Regions from separate parts of the Mus musculus genome. Here region 2 is linked to region 1. Evidence: chromatin loops called from intact Hi-C (ENCODE). Cell type or tissue: left cerebral cortex. All regions are shown on one strand.

What was found. A loop is a pair of places that touch in the nucleus more often than their neighbours do. Peaks named below come from ENCODE experiments on the same cell type or tissue, not always from the same donor. Only the 100,000 strongest peaks of a DNase experiment are listed, where the experiment ranks them.
Region 2: it touches region 1 in a loop (12-fold over the local background); 3 of 42 quality-filtered maps call a loop at or near these places.

What each region holds. Positions count from the first base shown.
Region 1 is chr1:164,779,953-164,782,452 of GRCm38, forward strand. No RefSeq gene overlaps it. Among named protein-coding and RNA genes, the nearest start is that of Dpt, 15 kb to the right of the region's middle. In left cerebral cortex, no CTCF peak of the experiment used is centred here; a DNase peak (open chromatin) is centred at 1,351; H3K27ac peaks cover 970 bases.
Region 2 is chr1:164,682,552-164,685,051 of GRCm38, forward strand. No RefSeq gene overlaps it. Among named protein-coding and RNA genes, the nearest start is that of Dpt, 110 kb to the right of the region's middle. In left cerebral cortex, no CTCF peak of the experiment used is centred here; DNase peaks (open chromatin) are centred at 118, 958, 1,431, 1,809 and 1 more place; H3K27ac peaks cover 2,354 bases.

The DNA.
Region 1 (2,500 bases):
GGTGTATTCAAGCTGCAGCCCACAGTTCCTATATAGCCAAGGGTGGCTGTGAACTTGACCCAACACAAAATCAAACCTTATTTAAAACATGATTTTGTATGTGTGGTACTGTTTGTATGACACAGTCCTTAAATGCAAACTTTGTAGATGACAGCATCATGTCACTTTGTCAAAGGTAGAGTCTAGGGTATAGTTGGAGTTCTGTCTCATCTCTCTGAGCCCTGGCTGGGAAACAGGATTATTCTGATCGTCCTCATAAGCAAACAACAATGACTAAATGAGAATGGAGGTCTTAAATGCCAACAGCAGAACTGGCACTGGGCAACAGGCAACCAGGCCTCTTAACCATCTCTTAGCTCCCACTTTTGCCTTTGGTCTGCTAGAAAGGTCAGGATACAGAAAGCCACACTGCTTGCTCAGAGAGTGCAGCCTGGCCCGGGGTGGCTCAAAGGGGCCTATTATGATTGGCACCAGTCAGACTTTGCCTCTTAGGCTCTGTGGGAACTGACAGAAGAATGGTCCTGGGTCACTTTCTGATGGAGAGCAGTTTCTGTCAGGCTTGCTGAAAGGAATGAAGCAGTGAATGCAGGTCCTGCTGGGAGGCCAAAAGACCTCCCTAGGGAAGGGCACTGGGGAGCCCACACCCACACAGAGAGCTGTAGCAAGCAGGATGGCTACGGACAGTCCCCAGAGTACTGGGTAGAAGGGTGGGAAGGAGCATACTTCTCAAGGTTGCTGACAGACATCAGGTTTTTCTTCCATTGTCCTTATAGCATGAGGTAGCGCACCCACCCTGCTCATGCCAGATCACTGCATTATATCCGGTAAGCTGCAGGTTCTAGTGGTCATAGCTTCCAGAACACCGTGAATTTTCTAATTCCACACTGATTATAGCACTCGAGGTACCAGGGCCTTGGTGCTCAGTCCTCAGGAGCCTTCAGGTGTTTGCTGTCAGTTGTCAGCAACCTTGACTAAATATCCTCTCACTGCAGAACACACGGCACCCCACGCTGGGCTCAAGTGCTCTGACTTGGAAGCACACAGGAGGGTTAGCAGCCTGCTCCACTGCTTGCTGCCTGAATGGCCTCAAACTCCCAGGAGAGTGAGAGCACACAGTGCTCACTATCCCACAGTGGTTAGCTGCTCTCAAGGTCTCTTGTATATGGTTAGAGGCAGGGTCAGGGTATTAGCCATGTAGTCACAATGAAAAGCAAAGAAAGAAAACAGGAAGATTCCACAACCAGCAAGCGATGTGGTGCAAAGAATGACAGCGATGACCTTCAAAGCAGTCAGCCTGGACAGATGGCCACTGTTACCAATAAAAACGAGTCAGGACTAAGGGGCCCTGAGCTGCAGAAAGGCATTTTAATGAGAAGGATTTTAAGCTTAGTTCTCATATGGCTCAGGGGTGTTGGTGATAATTTCATTCATTCCACAAATATTTTTACTGCCTACCATGTGCAAAAGTTTTCCAAATAAAATAACTGACACATTCAGTCTAGTGTGGTACATACAATTTTTTTTTGTCAGACGATTGGAATTATTTGAAGTAAACTGAAGGAGCCTGCCTGTGCACTTTACACTTGGTCTCTGCACGTTCTGCCCCATCCTGCTCCTTCTCAGCTCTCATTCCATCTCAATACAGATGTTCTTAGTTGTTTCTTTCTTGCTCTCTCTCTCTCTTTCTCTCTCTTTCACACAGTTACACAGACTCACACACATACACACATAGACAAACACATGTGTACCCATAAATACCCACTCACACACACACAAATACACTCGTACACATGCGTACATACATACATATTCATACACATGCACACGCACAAGCACTCAGACACATGCACATACAGACACACACTCTCTCTCACTCACACACACACACTCACACCCACATGGTGGACGCAGACATGTACACATTCCCTTGTGCTCGCACACACACATACACACACACACTCACTCACATACACACACTCACACACTTGTGCATGCACACATACACATGTACTCACACACACATACTCTCAGACACATATGCACACACATGCCCCCCCATACCCCAAAACCTTTGGGACCTTGCTCACTCCCCATCTCTTTGGTTCCCCTGAGCACCCATCTCAGGTACTGTGAGAAACTGAACTGAGAGACATTATCCCACATCGCCCTGAGTATGAGCCACTGAAGGAAGCAATACCTGCAGTATGAAAGAGAACAGTAAGGCCTTCTCTCTGTGTCCCAAGGAACTGAACGTTAAAGAATTTCGGCCACTGGAATAGATGGGTGTCTCCCCTTTCTCCCTGACACTTTCTGTCAAAATAATAAAATAAATAAAGAGAGGACTGTGAAAGAACAATGGTCCAGATGGTGATATGGATTGTGGAAATGCATAACTGAAGAATACAATCTGGATTTTCTAAGCATTTGGGTATGGTGGACCACACATATATCCCAGTACTCCCAAGAATAAGGCAGGATGATTCCAAATTCCCAAGCTCAA
Region 2 (2,500 bases), 97 kb before region 1:
ATAGAGTCATTGTTGAAAGTCCTCAGTGTATTTGAATAGGATATGACTATTACGTCATTTCTAGCATGCTGCCTAACTTTAGACCAAAGCACTGGGAACAGAATGACATTCGTGTGGGCTTGAGGGTTTTGTACTGGGCTTGGCACTCTTGTATGGAGGAAGTCATACAAAACTATAACTAGTACCCTGACCTGTACACTGACCACAGGATCCAATATTTCCTATCACTCAGCCTTCCTCTTTCCCCCCTTGGGAGTAGAACAGATTTTGTCAACAAATGTGGTTTGGGCACCGTGCTGGGCACATGGGGAATAGAATAGAGATTTATTGCAAAGCTCTAGATCCCAGGAGCCTGCAAGTGAGACTAATAAATGCCCATGTAGGAAATCTGTGGTGCCAGTTCTCTTAGAAGGGGTGTTTCCAAGAAAGAACAGACCTAAGAAGAGAAACTGCAACAAGCCGGGGACCCTGCCAATGGGCATCAACGAGGAGCTAAGTAGACTGAAGAGGGCAGACACTTATCTCCAAGTGAAGGAACAACATTGGCCAAAGCTTATCAGACACTGGAGCAAGAGAAAAAATGGATTGTTTGACCTCTCTCTTATTAAACATGTGTACAAGTACGTGTGTGTGTGTGTGTGTGTGTGTGTGTGTGTGTGTGCCTGTCTGTCTGTCTGTCTGTCTGTCTATCTGTCTGTCTATCTGTCTGTCTGTCTGTGCATATGCATGTGGAAGCTGGAGGACAACCTTCATGGTAGTTCCTCAGTTAATTCGAATTTGTTTTGTGAGGCAAAGACTCTCATTGGCCTTGAGTTCACCAAACAGGTCAGGCTGGCTTGTTGGCAAGTACTAACAGGCATCTGCCTGTCTCTGCCTCCCCACTAGCACTGGGATTAGAAGCGTAAGCCACCCTGTCAGGCTTCCCCCTCTTTCTTTCATGTGAGTTCTAGGGAAGGAAACTCAGGTACTTAGTCTTGGTTGGTAGATAAGCACATTACTGTCACCCCAGCCCCTAAACAGTTCTTTCACTGGAAGGATTCCTTAAAAAAACCAGACAACTCAAAAGCAGGAACAATGGGAAGAGGTTTTTATCTTTGATGATCCTCCTGCAAATGCTACCTACCCTTGCTCGATATGCCCTTACTGTTGACAAGGATGCTTTTGGAGAGGTGGACCACTCATACTTAGTATATGTGATTCTGAGGGAAGAGAAAGTTGTGGGCAGATAGAAAAGAAGGGTGCAGAGGCGGTAGGTTTCTATCAAACATATTGCCCCATGGGAAGAAGCAGTCCCCAAGATACATGCTCTCCCTGGTCTTTGGAGTCTGGATTCTGTCATTGACCTTCCTCTGGGAGATTTCCCATTTTCTTTCCTCTTCCTTGCTCACTACATACTTTTTCTGCTTATGGAATATCTGGTATTTTTAGCCCAAGCAGTTGCTGTGGCAACCACTAGAGCTGAACATTTTGTTTCCCAAGAACAAATGCTTGCTTAAATATAAAAGCGTTTTTCTGTTGTTCAAAAGAACTGAATTTTCTAGCATGTAATTCAGCGCATGTGAGTGAAATTGACATTTCTCTCCTTGTATGGACTCCCAACCATGGCCATATTCTCCAAGGTTGGGGGAGATAGGATTAATCTTTACACCAGATATTGTGATATTTTTCAAAAAGGAGAATAAGAAATGATTTTATTCTGTTTAATTTGCTCCAATATTTTGGAAGATCTCAACAAGGAGTATTCCAGAGAAGGAGATGGGGGTTGCTGCCTCTTCCTCCGTAAGTGAGGAAGTGAATTCACAGACAACGACAACCTTATCTGGTCCTTCAATAAAGAGATGCCATCTTTCTTGTGTCCAGCTCACCCGCAGACAGTGCTAGTGCTGAAGAAAACAACTTTCTGTTGAATATTTTGACCTTTCTCTACTTTCTAGAAAATTTCTTGACCATGTCTGAGTATTCTTTTGATTTTTTTTTTTATCCCAAGAACACTGCATGCACACATTATAGACTGTAGACTGCAAACATCTCTCTATTTTGGTATCCAAGACTCTAGAGCTTATTCTAGCATCTAGGTTTTTTCCCAAGTACATTGGAGTGTAAGAAACGACCTCCCACACATTTAAATGAGAAATTCTTAACACTGGCTGTGTGAACTCGGGTGAAAAAAAATTCACAATGTTATTTTTGCTAATCTCAAATGAAGATTCATTATTATCCTTCTCTATAAATACAGATAACAAAATTCTGATGGTCACTTTGTAACTACTCTGAGCCTTATTCCATTACCATTGTAAGAGTTATTTAAAATGTTTGTGCCTTTTTATCATTATGTTGAAACTATGGGAATCATCAGGTATATAGAAAATACACAGACAGACATACACAGAATCATACTTACAGACACATAGACACATGCACACATAGACAGACAGACACACACAGAAACATACTTACAGACACACACAAACATAGACACACACACACACAAACATATATA